Regions from separate parts of the Homo sapiens genome. Here region 1 is linked to region 2. The links are chromatin loops, found by intact Hi-C in ENCODE. Cell type or tissue: mesothelial cell of epicardium. All regions are shown on one strand. Each heading gives the region's core, and the rest is flanking DNA. Links, peaks and the distances in the headings are about the cores only. Region 1 has its middle 41 kb from the start of SMIM38. Region 2 overlaps LOC105369368 (a long non-coding RNA gene).

The links. Peaks named below come from ENCODE experiments on the same cell type or tissue, not always from the same donor. Only the 100,000 strongest peaks of a DNase experiment are listed, where the experiment ranks them.
Region 1: a loop joins it to region 2, with 30 times the contacts of the local background. A loop is called at or near these places in 1 of 110 quality-filtered maps.

Annotation. Positions count from the first base shown.
Region 1 is chr11:69,192,419-69,201,021 of GRCh38, reverse strand. No RefSeq gene overlaps it. Among named protein-coding and RNA genes, the nearest start is that of SMIM38, 41 kb to the right of the region's middle. RefSeq lists an enhancer at 4,194-4,818. In mesothelial cell of epicardium, for the core only: no CTCF peak of the experiment used is centred there; a DNase peak (open chromatin) is centred at 4,971.
Region 2 is chr11:69,248,720-69,257,044 of GRCh38, reverse strand. It overlaps LOC105369368 (a long non-coding RNA gene), which reads right to left. Exons shown (of 3, transcript XR_001748070.1): 2 at 7,077-7,242; 3 at 5,873-6,278. Among named protein-coding and RNA genes, the nearest start is that of MYEOV, 41 kb to the left of the region's middle. In mesothelial cell of epicardium, for the core only: no CTCF peak of the experiment used is centred there; no DNase peak of the experiment used is centred there.

The sequences.
Region 1 (8,603 bases), core at 2,064-7,063, 57 kb after region 2:
GGCATTTCCTAGGGCAGGTCCGGCTGTAAAATCTGACACTCAGAGTCCCGGTGCCATTGGAGGCCAGAGACGTTAATTGCTTTTCTGAATGACGCTTTTAGGGGCTGAGGGCAGAACTGGGCTGGGGCTGTCAGGCCTGAATGGAGCCAGCAGAATCAGCTCCTTGCGTCCTCCCTGGAGAACAACAAGAGGGCCTCCAGCCCAAGCCTCTCCTGCCGCGTGCTGACCGGTGCCCTGCCTCCCTGCCGGGAGACCTCCGCGGAAGGCCCCTGCGCCCTGAGACAATAGCAGCACCTGCCAGGCCGTGCTCTCCCTGGGGAGCCCTGGCCCGTGCCGGAGGCCGGGCGCCTGGCATGAGGCCACCATTGTTTGCCTCCCTCCCTCTCCAGGACTCCTCCACAAAGTGACAGGGCAGCCCCCGAAGGTCACCTCTGGGGCACTCCCGGCGGCTCCCCGGCATCTGTCTCAGACGGTGGGCAGCAGGAGAGGGGCCGGCCCAGGCCTATTGTTTGGGCCCAGAGCCGCTCCCACCCGACGGGAGAGGGGCCCATTGTCCCAGAGCAATCTGCCTCACTCCTGCCTCCCCATTTTCTCCAAGAAAAAGGGGAACCACGCATGCAGCACACAGCCGGGAGCCCTCTGTCAGATCTGACTCCCGGCGCCCCTGCTCCCCACCAGGGGGCTGCTGCCCTTCACCCCTCACTCCTCCCTTGCCATACTCATTTTTAAAGTTTGAAAACTTGAGTCCGGGTCTCTGGAGCCCTTCGCAGTTCCTGCTGAGGGTCTTCCAGCTTCCAAAGCGGGCATCCAAGCACCAAAATATGTTTGAACAGGGACACTGCAGGACACGCCTTTTTATTCCCACCTGATATGATGTCATGCTTCCCTCACCCACCTTCCTGCCTCTCCAGATTGCCCACGGGCAAGCTGCTGATTTCTTTTGTCAGGCTGGAAGGCCCTAAGAGGGGAACAGCAAAAGCTGTTTCCTTGTAAGTCTTGAAACTTCCATTGCAGCCAAAAAAAACAAAAAACAAAAAAAAAAAAAACCCTTCATTTTTTCACAAATGTTGTTAACAAGGAGATTAGACAATCAAGGAAATAATTTGGCCTCCATAGTCCTCAAATGATATCCACCTACATAATCCCAGGCCAATGCTTGAGGCTTTTGGACACAGACTTAGTCTGGTGTTTCAGAGCCATCCTAAAAGTCTGGCAGCAAGAAAAAAACCAAGGTGAGTTATTTCTACTCCCAGCTCAGGGGGTCCTCTGCAGCCAGCACCACCACGGGCAAGAGGTAAAAAGCCCAAGACTAAAGGCCGGCCCAGCCGCACTGAGATGCTTGTGTTCCTTCAAGTCTTGCTCGTATGAATCTTAATTAAACACAGCGAGGAAAGTTACTAAAGTTAGTTAATGAAAGGCAGGATTGGACAGGGGCTGTGAAGCAAGAGAGGATCTGTGCTGCTTGAATCTTGGGATAAAAATTAAAAGGCAGTGTTCCCCTGAAAGCATCACATGCTCACTATGGGGAAAGCCCCAAGGGAAACCACGCCTCCACACCCCAACCGTGAGGGGCCCTTGCCAAAGTCCTGAACGACAGAGCCCAGTTTCTCCCCTTCTCTCCAGGACCCAGCACAGGGCCCACCCAGAGCAAGTGCTTGGTTGTTACTTGGAAGAAGGGATGGAGACATGGAGGGATAGAAGGATGCAGTGATAGAGCAATGGTGAGATGGAGGGATGGAGAAATGAGAGACGGATGCATGGAGAGATAGGAGATGGATGGATGGATGGATGGATGGATGGATGGATGGGTGGGTGGATGGATGAATAAATGGAGGATCAATGAGTGGATGGATGGAGATATGGATGGATGATGGGTGGAGGGATGATACATGAATGGAGAGATGGAGGGATGGAGAGACTGCTGGAGGGATGGAAACATGGACGAATTAATGGAAGGACAACTGATGAATGGATGTATGGAGGGGTGGAGAGATGGATAGATGAGTGGATGGATGGATGAAGAGATAGAGAGATGGATGGATGGATAAATGGATAAATGAATAAAGGATAGATGAATGGATGGATGGAGAAGTGGATGGATAATAGGTGGATGGAAGGATGAAGAGATTGATGGATGAATGGAGGGATAGAGAGATTGATGGATGATGGATGGATGAAGGGGATGGATGAAGGGATGAATGGATTAGGAAGGGATGGAGAGACGGATGGATAGATGGAGAGATGGAAGGATGAAGGTATGGACAGCAAGCACACAAAGGTCACAAATTGCTCATTTGTGTCCTCTCCTTTGAGGAACATCTACAAGATAGGCTCACCCTATCTAAGCCTCAGCCCTGAGGAAGGCCAACCACAGTCAGCCGGCCATGTTGGTGGCCTTCTTCCCTAATGGCTCCCTCCTGTTCTGGTCTTTTGTAGACAGAGAACCTCCTTGCAATCAGACTCACACACAGCATCTAGCAGACGGCCAGTTCCCCACCTCTGGGCACGTCCTCCTTCCCTTGCCCGGAGAGCCCCCGTCTTATCCAGGCATTATCTGCTCTGTGCTTCACCAGCCCCTCTCCAGCCCAGAGCAAAGGCTGCTCAGGCTTCACCCTCTCCTGGCAGCTCCCGTCTGTTGCTGGAGATTGGTGTAGACATGACGCATGGGACACACCCTGACCAGTGAGGCACAGGGAAGACTGCTGAAACTGGGGGCTGCTCCCGGAAAAGGGTTTCTTGCTAACAGAGGGGAACACCACAGGGAAGTGCCCCTTCCCACTTGGATGTTGTCCCGTAGGGACGTGATGCTAGAAGAAGCTGCCACCATCTTGCAGCTGAGGAGTCACCCAGATCACTGATGTCATGAGTGCTTGGATGAAGCTGCCCTGGAGCCATCCTCATCCAGACTTATTGAATCCTTTCTGGTTGGGTTTCTGTGCTATGAGGTCAGGAGCACATATCTAGTGATGGGGTCTCACTATGTTGCCCAGGCTGGTCTCAAATTCTTGGCCTCAAGTGCTTCTCTCACCTCAGCCTCCCAAAACCTTGGGATCACAGGCATGAGCCACTGTGCACAGTCCCTGAGCAAGTATCCAAATGGCCCATCATTTCCCATCAACCCCAAGAAGTCAGCACTGATTAACATTCCTGAGTTAATGAGGAAACAAAGACTAGCAGAAGCTTCTGGACCCACCCTGCTCTACCTGCCAGAGAGCTCGACTGCTCCAGGGTACCCGGGGTGAGCCCAGCTCCATCTTCCCTGAGGCCACCCAGCCTGCGAGGTGCCAGCGATGTCCCTGTAACTATGGCTGGATGTTAAAGGCATAATACAAAGTGAAAGAAGCCACACTGAAGAGACTGCCAACTGCATGGGTCTATTGATGCGATTCTAGAAAAGGCAGAGCTATGAGGACCAAAAACGGATCCACCACTGGGGGGCTGGGGTGGGAGGACGCACGAGGGAGCTTTGGAGGTGATAGAAATCTTCCGTATCTTGATTACGAGGGTGTCTGTGACTACTTGCATTTGTCAAAATTCACCAAAGCATACACCTTGAAAGGATGGATGTTACCGCATGTAAATTATCCCTCCATTGGCCTGGCTTCCTAACATGCTCCCTTGGCTAGGTTGGGGTTTCTGGGGCCATGACCTGAGCATCCCAGGAAGAGCCAATCCCAGGAAAAGCTCATCCAGGGGACACTTTTCTTGATTAACGAATCTCTTCCCTAAAAATGAAATATTCGTGGAAGCCCAGAGCACAAAAAGGACCAAAGCAAAGACACCTTCTCCTCCAACCAAAGGCATCCTTGAAAAGTCCTGGGGTGCCCCGGACCATGTATGCTAGTCAAGGGCAGGTTCCACCCAACCAGAGAGGCTGGCAGAGTAGCCCCTCCAGCGGTGAGAGGACCCCCCCGGCCTGCTGGATCCATGAACCCAAGCATAGGAGGGGCCTAGGCCACTACCCGACACAAGAAGGGGGCTGTGCTGTGGAGATCACGCACAGGCAGGGGCCACCGGGAGTGGAAGGCACAGCACTGAGCCCGGAGCACCGTCAAAAGAGAGGCTTGGGCCCAATCAGTAGCTCCCCAGCAGCCTTCTGGAGAGGCGGCCACGCACACGGGCTTCCAGGACCCAAACCCCACCACTCCTCCTGCTCCGGCCGGGCCACCCTGGGCCCGTCCCTCTGCTGCTCTGCGCCTAGGTTCCCTCAGGTGTGAAATGGCAATGGTAACAGCACCTACCTCACTTGGCCTGTGCCTGTTAAACAGGATAACGAGCACAACCATCCAGGCGTTAACAACTCACTGAACACCCAGGCGGCTGTCCTCGCTGTCACCTCATGGCGAACAGGAGCTGGGGGTGAGCAAGGGGCCACGTGCACCCCCCACCAACCTCCCCCTTCAGCCCCAGCAGGCTCATCTGGTTTCTATCCGAGGTCTCCATGCGATTGGGCATGAAAGGAAAGCGCTGGTGCTCAATGAAGTTTGAAAACTCCGGTCTCTGTGGCCCCTCCGCCGGCCGCCTGGGACCCTGACCACCACTTGCCTCAGGCCTGGAAACAGGCCTAACGCTGTCCAGGCAAGCAGAATCAAAGGCCCTCTGTCGAGCGCACATTTTCCAAGCGCTTGGAGGGTCTGTGAGGTCCTGGGAGGTGGGGAGGACGCGAGGTTATAATTGGCCTCCCCTGGGCCAACAGTACTTCTTAAGAAGGCGCCGCACAAAGAGTGTCCAATTTCCCAACCCGGCAGACCGTGGGTTTAATTAAGGTCCATAAAAATGTAGCCGGCAAAGTGTAAGAGGTATTGCATCTTTCCCAGTCAATATGGGCATGTGTCTTACCTGGAAAAAGTGGTTTATGCAGAAAGAATTTCCCAAATGGGTTCCATATGCCTGCTTTCCCCCATAGCGGGGCCTTCCACCGGGGCCGGGGTTGGGGGCTGGGACATGGGCCCTCCTCCCAGCACGGCCTCCTCGCTCACCCTCTGCCGGCTGCCGCTGTTTAAACAGAAGACGTCATGGCGAGTGATATACGGTGGATTCCAAAGATTGTTTCATCCAGGGGAAATTGCTCCTGGAGCCAGCTCCATCCCAGGTAAGCCACAGAGACCTACTGTGAAGTGAACTGTTCACCCTCCCGCAGGCCCTGAAGCAGGAAGTGCTCCTCATGCCCACTGCTTACTGTCAGTTACTCCATGGCCCAACAAGGGCGCCAGCACAGGGCCAGGCACTCGGGACCCCAGAGATGGAAGGGACCACAGGGGTGTCTGGCTAGCGTTCCCCATCACACTTTCCAGATGGGACCACTGAGTTCCAGGGAGGGGACACAACTAGCCCGGGACAACGGATCTTGGAAGCCGTAAGAGTGGCATTGATTCGGGGTACCATGGAAGTCAAAAGGTAGTCAGGAGAGGCAGAGAGGAGAGAGGGGGAGCGAGAGGGCATCTTTAACGCCTGTTCCCAATGCTAGATGCAACCCCAGATGTCCTAGTTATCTGAGCCAATATAAATTCTCTGCCCCTCATGATGGTGGCTCCCCCCGTCTCTTCATCCACATGTCACCTCCTCCAAGGAGCCTACTGGGCTGCCCCACACTTCACACAACTCTCCAGCTCCTCCCTCTGAAATGTTACTTTGCTCATGGGTCGGTTAACTTACCCACTGGCTATTGCCATCAGTAGTACTGATTCTCAGGAGAGCAGGAACCATACTTGTCTTGTTCATTGTGGTATCCCCATGGCTGGGACAGATCTAAGCATATAACAAGTGCTAAATGATGACGATTTATTCATCATTATCACCACCATCACCATCACCACTATTGCCATATCATCATCATCACCATCGTCATCACAATCACTACCACCACCACTACCCCATCATCATCATCATCACCATCATCATCACCACTGCCACCACCATCATCACCATCACCACCATCACCATCATCATCATCACCATCATCACCATCACCACCATCACCATCACCATCATCATCACGACTGCCGATAGCATCATCATCACCATCACGGATCATCATCACCATCATCATCATGAGCAGTATCGCCATCATCACCACCACTGCCACCACCATCATCATCATCATCATCACCATCACCATCACCATCACCAGTATCACCATCATCATCACCATCATCACCATCACCAGTATCACTGTCATCACCACCACTGCCGCCTACCATAATCATCATCACCATCACCACCATCACCATCACCAGTATCACCATCATCATCACCACTGGCCACCACCATCATCATCACCATCACCACCATCACCATCACCAGTATCACCATCATCATCACCACTGCCACCACTACCATCATCACCATCACCATCACCATCATCATCATCATCATGACCATCATCATCATCATCACCACGTTTACCACCATCATTATCACCACCATCAACACTATCACCATCAACACCACCATTCTCCTCATACCATCATCATCATTATCACTACCACCACCACCATCACAGCACCAGTTCAATTTAACCCCCTTTGTGTACCAGTCAGGGACTATTCCAGGTTATCTATATGGATTAACCAATTTCATGCCCCAGCCCTGTGAGGTAGGACTGTTACTATCCCATTAGTATCCCATGGGGCTCTAGGCTTAGAAACTTTCCTAGAGCACCATGACTCAAAAAGGCCAGAGCTGGAATATGGCCCTGGAAACAGCCTGTGGACTGATGGACCAGCTCTGAGCAGCACAGGGCGGCCCTCTGCCCTCACACCTCATTTCATCTCAAGGTACCTGGCAAAGCAACTCTGGTCATTCCTGCTCTGCCAAGGAAGAAACCAGGGCTAGAGGAGGTCCAGCTACTCACCCATGGTTACCAAGTTGCATGGCTTCCACTGGCCACATGCCCCCTGATGATGAGATGCCAGCACCGTGGTCTCTGTGAAGAGGAGCAGCTGACCACCCGGGGCTTCAGGGCCTGGACCTTCTGACAGCTGCCCCCAGCCACCCCTCCACACCCCAGTTCTTCTCTTGCTCTCAGTCTGTCTTGCACACACAGCTGATCCTGCCTTCCATGGCCTCACTCCAGCCCTGATGAACCCTGATTTTGGCTCTGAAAGGAGGGGCTTTATCTGCTTGGCAGATAAACCCATGAGGCCTCTAGGATGAATCTCCCTCACCGACCCTCACTCCTTCCTTCACCCATCCCTCCACCCTGCTGACTCACACCAACAGGAATCTGCAGGCTCAGGAATCATCCAGCAGGACTGAAATATTGGGGAGAGTTCTGGCTGAAGTCCCTAAGGAAGCTGTGACTTCAGGATTTGGCGGGGAGGGGCTTTCAGGTAAGTATTTTGTGTGTCTCTCACAGAAAGAGCCTTCAACCAACATTTGGAGTGCTGAACCAAATTGAATTCAATTCTTTCTCCACCTCTGATCTGCCTCCGTTTCCCATTTATACCAAGTGATTGGGCGGCACCACCACACAGGCCCCACCAGGGTTTGGAGGGATCTGTCATTGCATGGCTCCGGGTGTAATTCTCAAATGGTCCCAAGAACCCCTTCAAATATTTGAAACAGAAATCTGCGGGGAAGGTATGTGGCAAAGTTTTCAAAGCAGGCCACTCCGATCCTTTCTGCAGGATTTCCAGGCAGCCTGCCAGCCTCCCTTTCCAATTAAATGCCCCATTTGGCTGGTGGGTGGGCCTCTGGGCTGGAAGAGAGAGATGCCTGCTACCACCCCTGTCTGGACATAATTTGGGAGACAGGAGATTTCATGAGCCAGGGGAGAGAAGACACCTGAGATATGATCAGGATAGACGCATCCCCCGACCAGCTCCTCAGGAAGAAAGAGCCCCATGTGTCCACCAGCCCAAGGTCTCACACAAAGGACCCACTCTGTGAATGCCTGGGGATTGGGGGAAGTAAGAGGGGAGGAGGGACAGAGACTCCTGGCGGAGCCAAGGAGAGTGTGGACCCTTCAGCTCTGGGACACCTTGCCCAAGACAAAAAGGTGGCTCAGAGCCGTAGCTGGCCTTGGGCTATGTTGTAAACTGAGAGTCAGGAGCAGTGAAAATGCAATGATCAGAACAAATAATATTACAGAGAACTCTACCTGGCTAAGGCATCAGGACGCATCTAGGAGGAGCTGTGGGTTGACAGGGAAGCCCAGGAGGGCCTGCAAAGGAGGCTGTGGACCCCATGTGTGCACACACACATGTGCATGTGTTTGTGGAAGTTTGCACATACATGTGCAAGTTGAGACGAGCCTTTGAAGAAAAAAATAATAACGAAATGCCTATGAGCAAAGCCAGGTGCCAAGAAAAGAAGCAGAAAGGAAGATGAAAGGCAGGAGTCCCCGCCTCCCCAGCCTCCGGAAGCTTCCACGGGGCGAGAGGCCTCCTGGTGTGGCTCTCATTTTCAGAGGCCCGGCCGCCTGACCGCCGCAATGCTGGGGCCACGTGGCCGAGGGGACACATGGAGCAGGGGCCAGTGACCCAGAGGAGGTGATCTTGGCCACGATCTGATTACCAGATGGGTCCTTTCCCACTCCCTAGAAAACAGGAAATCCATCTGAAAGGCAAGACAAATCGCCGCCCCTGCCTCCCGCCCATCTG
Region 2 (8,325 bases), core at 971-5,970:
GCTGTAATAAATGACCACATACTTAGCAGCTTCTAAACAGCACACATTTATTGATCCCAGAATCCTGGAGGTCAGAAGTCCTCAATGGAGTCATGTTCCTTCTGGAGGCCCTCAAGGAGAATTCTTGTCTTGTCTTTTCTGCTTTTAGAGGTCACCCAAATCCCTGTGCTGGTGGCCTCTCCCTCCCTCTGCGCTGGTGGCCCCTCCCTCCCTCTGCACTGGTGGCCCTCTCCCTCGTTCTTCAAAGTACAGCTCTCCAAGCCCTGCTCCCATCTGCACATCTCCTCTGGCTCCAACTCCCCCTTCCTCCCTCTCATAAGGGAGGGCCACCCTCCCAACCCAGGGTCCTCTCCCGTGTCAAGATCCTTCACTTTATCACAACTGCAAAGTCCCTTTTGCCATGTAAGGTCATGTATTCACAGTTCCCAGGGATTAAGAAGTGGGTTGGCTGCAGTCACAGGGTGCCTGGCATCAGAGAGGCTTAAGCAGAGTGGGGTATTTCCATCTCCTACGGCCACCCAAGCTGCGATGACAGCTTTGCTCTGAACCACTCCTTGTCCCCTGGTGATATGGTTTGGCTGTGTCCCCACCCAAATCTCATCTTGAATTATAATTCCCATGTGTTAGGAAGGAACCTGGTAGGAGGTGATTGGATTATGGGGGCAATTTCCCCCATGTTGTTCTCATGATATTGAGTAAGTTCTCATGAGATCTGATGATTTAAAAATGTGGCACTTCCTTCCTCGCGCTCTCTCTCCTGCCGCCTTGTGAAGATGTGCCTTGCCTCCCCTTCACCTTCTGCCATGATTGTAAGTTTCCTGAGGCCTCCCCAGCCATGGGGAACTGTGAGTCAATTAAACCTCTTTTCTTCATAAATTATCCAGTCTCAGGTAGTATCTTTATAGCAGTGTGAGAACAGACTAATACACCTGGTTTGCCAAGTCTAGAGTCCTCCCCCACCCTGAGTCCACACTGTCACTTGGCAGGGACAACAAAACACTTCCTAAAATGCAAACCCGTTTGGGGTGGGATTTTTTTTTCCTCATTGCATTGCAGCTTCCCCATCTTCCTAAACAGAAGCCATGGAGCTCACTTTCCTTATCGAGGGCACTGCATTGGGGTTGGGGGCAGGCAGCAGCCCGACAGATCTTCTGGGATGTCAGTTTCCCCCACAGGATCAATTGCTCAAAGAACGCAGGTGTCATTGGAACGTGCATCCATTCACCCATTCACCCACTTGGCAATCACCAGGATGTGCCAGCATCGTGGATACTCTGGGCAAAGCCAAGAAGACTTGCTTGCCTTGAAGTGGCCAGATGGAGCAACTACCAACACTTGCTAATGTTCCCATCTTCTAATGGGATGTTCTTCTGTAGGACTGAGTTATAGAAAACTATCACCTTTACACCAGTGGCCCAAAATGCCGAGCTTTATGAGTTCATGGGATGTCTTTAGGAGAACTTTATCTCCATCTCAGCTGCTGCCTTTATTGCTCCCTTCTCTCGCACCCCCTGAATCTCTCTCTCTCTCATACACACACACACACACACACACACCATTTCCAATGTATGAGCTCCTAATTTACTATAGAGTAGGAAAAGAAGTTTAGAATATCCGTTATAATTTTATATAAAGAAAGAGTAACCAGGCTATGACTGTAAGGCGGGCATATTAGTGCAGAGCATTTGTGAAACCTCATGCCTTGTCTGCTTCCTTCATGCATCTTGTCTGCGGACGGAGTGGCTGAAATTCTCAAAGCTGGGGGTTAGTGACTCTTCTAACCCTCCACCCTCCCTTCATCCCTCGCTGTGCCCCAGCTCCCAGATCTACCAAACCCAGCTCCTAGTTCTGAGCCTAATATGCACTTAGTGAACATGAAGTCGGCCATTAGCACTAGCCCCTTACCTCTCTCCGGCTGGCCTTGCCTCCTCCAACCCATACCATACACCACAGCAGCCTCAATGATATGTCCACACAGAAAACAGTCCCACATGCTTGAAACCCTTCAGTGGGTCTTCATTTGGGGAGGATACACCCTAGCTCCTCTGGCCGACTTTCAAGGAGCTTCCTGGCCTGACCAGCCTCTTTGGGCACCAGATCCATCTCTGCCCCAGGGTCACAATTAAGAAATGCCCATCACCTACTCTCTGCTCAGCCATCTGAGGTCTACACTAGCCCACATCCCATTCTTCTCCCCTTGGAATTTAAGTTTGCTTTTGCTCCTCAGGGTTCCCACCCAGCTCACCCAATCTCAAGGCATGGTCAGAACAGGCCCCAGACAGCCTCACCAGCCCTGGGTCCTGTATGTCCCTCCCCCTGCTACCCTCCCCTCCACCCCAACAAGTCACCATCACACTGAGCAACCAGAGTCCTCTGGTTAGGGTGGTCTTTTTGCCCTCCTGCCTTTGCCCCTGCTGTTTCCACTGCTGCTATGCCCTCCTCATTCCCCTTTGGCTGTCTGGTAAACATATCTCCTCCAGGAAGCCTTCCCTGATGATCCATTTCCTGGGCAGAGTGAGCACCTCCTCCCACTGGACTTCTGCAGTATGATCTTCTACCTCTCCAGCACAGAAGCCCTGGAACGTGTATCACTAGCAACAGGTGAGAGCAAAGTGGGGCACCGTGTCTTGTGCATCAGGGCCCCATTCCAGTGCAAGCCTTTTTCAGACCAGGAGGATCAAGAGGGGCAAAGGAGGTTTGCAAGATCCAGGTTGGTCAATCAGTGTTTCTTATTCCCCTGGCCATGGTAGCTGGTTTAGGGTTGGGCATACGACCCCAGTCTCACCAATCAAAGTGGATCCAGGGATTAAAGCCTTCTCAGAGGAAGACAGAAACGGGAAATGGAGAAAGTGAGATCGAGTTCTGATATCATTTGAGCTTCTGAATCCAGCCATTCCTGAAGCTGAAATCCCTGAGCTTTTCAAGTACACAAATGCACAAGCCAATTGCACCCAAAATGGTCCTGTCCAATACAGAACTCAAACATGAGCATAGCTCCAGGATTTTGCCATTCTCTTTGGGGAATAAGGGATATAGATTAATCAAGAGCAGGCCTCATGTGTCCAGGACCCTGGGCAGCTATGGTTTACCTTCATCAAGTCATCCAGTACTGAATGGCTTTACCCCAGCAAAGAGGACACGGTGCTTCTAAGAAGGGCACCCATTGGCAGAGTCCGCCAAGGGACATGGTCCCTCCACTAGACTTTCCAGTAAGAGAAATCACCTCTGGGGATGACAAAATTCACAAGAAAGATGAGAGATAGATTGAAAAAATGACTTAGACAATTTGGCACTATGGTACATCAAAAAAAATGCCTACATGGTAGTTAGGCTGGTCCCAACGGTGCCAACACCCCTTGTTGACTTTGTTCAAGTCACTTTCTTGTCTAGAAACCACATCCCACATCCCTATTGAGTTATAGAAACCCAATCCTCTATAACAAAGAGGATGGGTCTGAGTGTGGTAGAGATAATGTTCTTTGCCCCACAGACCCATCCCACTTTCTTCCCTCCTGGACCCCTGCTGCCTTCTGAGGGAGTCAGGGATCAGATTGCACAGAAGCAGTTCTGGATGATGAAAAGTAAAAAGAGACGTGTGTGTCACTTCCAGGCTGAGGCCATGAGAAGCACCATGTGACCCTCCATTAGCACATGAGATGCAAACAGGCTGGATCCCTGAATCACTATGTAGAGCACAGCTGTCCTAACAAGTCACCCCCTTCACTTTGGGATTTGAGTGAGAGAAAATAAGTTCTCACAGCAATAAGCAATTGAGGTTTGGAGATTTATTTGTTATGGCAGCAAAACCTAGCTTATCCTGACTAACATACCAGAGATGGCAAACACATGACACACACACCATCACTAAGAGACTGGCAGCCATCCAGACATTACTAATCCATCTTGGCACATTTTCCTCCCATCTCAGACATGCTCCAGGCAGCCCATACCAATGGACTACCTAAGGACTGTAAGGTGGGTAAAGATCCCTCCAGCTCACAAGTTACCTACCACTCAGGTGGTTGAGCAATTTGACTGCCCCTCATTTGACACACAACGGTCAGGCTTGGGAGTCAAGGGGAAGCTGTCCCTCTGGAAGGATCTGACCTCGCCCCACCACTCACAATTCAGGATTGTCAAAGCCTCGTGTCTTCTCACCTCCTTCCATCACCTCCTTCCCTGCCATGCCCCAAGGGGCTGCTGGACAGAGGCTGCCCCCACCCCAGCCTCTGCCAACTCCCCACCCCTCATCGCCGATTCAGGAAGCCTCCAGGATTTTGGCATCAGTGACATTTTTCTCTGCCTTCTTGCTGTTCCGTAGTAGAGCCAAGTAGGAACTTGTTCCTCTGAAGACTTTGGAGAGGAGCTGCGCTGCCCCATGCTTTCTCATTCTTTCTCAGGGTGTGCCCCAGCCTCAGACCCATGAAAGGCAATTTCACTTTCGGTGGGGCTCCTTCCAGGAGGAACACTAGGACCCAAATGGGAGCAGATGTGTTGGCGGTCAGCTCCCTCCCCGAGCCAGAGCCGAGGGAAGGGCCGTCCTAGGACACAGGCTCCAAGCAGATGAACAGAGGCAACATGACTTTTTACAATGGGGCTTTGATCTACCTAATGTCACAAGACAGGCTGGGGACAAATGCCAGGCTCTGTGTGACTCCCGGTTCCCACAGGAGGTGCCCTGTGCAGGTATTCACACGGGGAGAGTCTTGGCAGGCCCGGCCCCTGGGTCTGTGCCCATCACAGACACAGCCACGGCAATCAGGTTTTGGAAAATCGTGGGTGAGGTTCCTTTGGCCGAGGCTCCAGCCTCCTGCCTGAAAATAGCATGGGGAGGGAGGGAGGGAGGCCGCCCCCAGTGGCAGTGGGCACCCTCCTGGTGTGAATGAGGGTGAGTGTGAGGAATTCCTGTGGTCGGGGCAGACGGCGGGGCACAAAGGCTAGGCTGGCGTCCTTGACAATACCCGCTCTGTCCCTGCAGTTGGTGACCTTCACCAAAGTGCTTCGTGAATGGGCCGTGGCTGCTCCCAGGTGTGTCCAAGCCGCCGGCGTTGGAAGCACATGAAGAGGCCGGGACCGTGGGGAGAGTTCACAGGACGTTTTGTAATTTGGGTGCCCATGAGGGCTGCCCTGGGGCTCGGGCCAGGCCGATGGAGGCTGCCAGGGGCCCATCCTTGGGCTGTCAGCATGCATTATCCCCACCTGTGCTCAGGAACAATGGCCACACCTGTAACTCGCTCCCATCCCCGGGTGGATGAAACGGCCTGTGCCTCCTGCCTGCAGCTCCGGTTTCCCTGCCGGGTGGCCCTCGGAAGGCTGCAGCAGGATGTACAGGCAGCCCAGAAAGATAGCGAATGGTAGGGACTGAGGGAGGTGGGGCGTGGCTCTCCGCAGGCCAGGAGTCTAGTTTAGACAAGGACGTCCCAAGGTTTCTCCCAGTCACTTTTACGAAGCATGCTACTCACACCAGGGTCCTGACTGCCCCGACTCCCTCTCTCACCCGTCTCTGAAACTCCAAAGCCTGGGGCCACCAGGAGCAAAATCTTGGCAACCTCCCTTTTTTCTCCATTTTTGCCTCTCAGCACAGTGAGGTTGGCCCCCTGATGTGTAGACACAGCTACATATTTAACACACTTAGATACCTTTTGCCAGGCATCAAGTATTTGTGTATTGTGCAAATACTCGTTTCAGCCTCACAACAACCCCAGGAGAAGCTGCTATCAGCATCGACTCCATTTCACATTTGGGGAAGCTGAGGTTCAGAAAGGTGAAATCACACAGCTGGTAACAGGCAGGCCTGGGCTGTGAACCCAGGCATCTGGCGTCCGAGACCTTGCCCACCCCCACCGCCTCCCACCTGCCCTGCTCCCGCCGACACCACAACCCAGGGCTCTTTGGTGACACCTGGAAGGGGTCCCCTGAGCACGTCTTTCATGCCCATGCCCTTCCTACGGCCCACATTCCTGGGGCTCGGACCAGGTCATCCTCATCGCTGTACCCCAGCCCCAGACCAGACGAGTGTTTGTTAACTTAAAGGGAACACAGCTGGGAGATCATAGGTGTCATTTCTGGAGCTTCCCCCTGGAGCAGGCATGCCTCAAACACTTCCATGGACGCCCTCATGTTCCTTTCCCAGCATCCCACAGAGAAGCATGAGCGCCATTCCCATTTCACAGGCGAGAAAACAGGATGAGAGCGATACGGTGCCCAGGCAAGCATCACCCAGCTCCTCGTCCGCAGCAGCCATGGGTTCCAGACTCAGCACCTCTTCTGCCTCCATCCTGAATGAAAAAGGGAGGGGCAGAAAGGAAAGGAGAAGGGGTGCGGGGTCATTCGGAGGCGGTAGAGACCTCATGCCACCTGCCAGTAGCAGCCCTACCTGACTCCAAGAGGACAAGGCCTGCACTGGTCCTCACCCACCTCGGGGCTGGCCAGCTTGCCATTTTTGATGACCCCACACTGAGGCCTTAGTCGAAGGTGGCATTTCCGGGTCTGGGGGTTATTTGTTGCAGTGATGGAGAGATAAACAATGAGTTCCAGAAGTCGGCTGGCCAAATCCCAGCCCCACACAATAAACCCCACCTGTGGTGTGCAGGCAGGACGTGAACAGGTGTGTCCTCACCAGAGAAGTATTTAGATACCAGAAAGCCAGCTTGCCTGTGGTGTGCAGGCAGGATATGAACAGGTGTGTCCTCACCAGAGGAGTATTTAGATACCAGAAAGCCAGCTTGCCTGTGGTGTGCAGGCAGATGTGAACAGGTGTGTCCTCACCAGAGAAGTATTTAGATACCAGAAAGCCAGCTTGCACAGCCACAACAGGCCCCTTATCCCAGGCAGGGGGGACAGGAAATGGATGGAAATTTGCATCCTTTTGAATGCATCCTCCGCTTAGTGGGACCAAAGAGACTACCTGAGCCTCAGCGTCAGCTGCGTGCGGACCGACCCCATGCGGACCGACCCCGTGCGGGCAGACGTCTGCTGGTGCCGGGCACTTGGCCAATAGGAGAGCCTCGGGAACGGAATAATGAAGAACTGATTTACCCAGCAGGGCCCTTTCTGTGTCTGGGAAGCTCTCGCACCTTCTTGGAGGGGGCAGGCGTGTTTCCTTGGGAGGAATGCCGTTACACAATCGGTCTGTCAAGAGTCTGCGTTCAGGAATCCAGGCGAGGTGGCTCCAGCTGCGGTCTGCTCCTTTGATTCACACACTCCCCACGGGCAGCCCCAGCCCCTTGGCTCCCTGCTGCCCTGTGAAACACACACCACCCGTGAGGGACCCCACGCAGGAACCAGGCTTGGGTCTGCAGCAGACAGAATGCAGCAGGACTCAGGCGGTGCACCCACGCCGTCTGGAGGCCTCAGAACTAGAATCTCACAAGAAGTCTGCCGGCAGATGCTCCTGCTCCTGCACACTGTACAGATGAGCACGCAGGGGCCAGTAAGGAGCACGCAGCCTCGTGGCCAGCAAGAAGCAGAGCAGAGACGTGGACCCAGGCCTGCAATCACCGATCACCCTGCACAGGTGCGATGTGCTGCAGAGTGTAGGTTAGGACATGGGGTGGAAAGTGTGTCTGGGGGCTAGACCCAGAAATAAGACCATTGAAAAGAAAGCTACATCAAAATAGCAAGAGAAGGGAGGCAACTTGGTGGGATGTTTACATGTTCAAGGAGGGCACTTCCGAGCACTCCATGCTGGGGACTAGGTCACTAGATCACAGAAGCTCCACTCAGCTCCCCCGTGGAACCACCTGGGAGGATCTGTAGAGAAGACTCCCACGTTATTCAGGAATAAGAAGAAATGAGCCGGCAAGCTGCAACAAGACATGGAGGAGTGTGAAGTGAAATCAACACTATCACGAGGTACAGGGACAGGTTGGAGAATTCCTCTCCATCAAAGTCTTAGGTAGAGTTAGCACTAAGAGGAATGCAACCCATTCATTTTACTGATGAGGAGACAGAAGGTCAAGGTGGACCACGGTGGGGTTTGACTCAACATTCTGGATTCCCCATCCCGATGGTTCCTTCTGTATCACAGATCCTAGCTTATAAATACAAAGTCCAGTTTTTCAAAAAGGCATGTAATTAAAAAAAAAATCCCAACTCTCAGGTGTCTGATCCCCAATTCATCATTTCTTCCTGTGAGCCGAGAAAGAAGCCAATCTGAAAAGGCTCCCCACCGCATGGTTTCCACTCTGTGATGTTCTAGAAAGGGCCAAACCGTGGAGACAGTAAAGACAGCAATGGTTGCCAGGGGTTAGAAGGGAGGGAGGAACAGGAGGAGCATCAAGGGTCTCTAGGGCAGTGGAGGTCTTCTGTTTGATACTATCATGG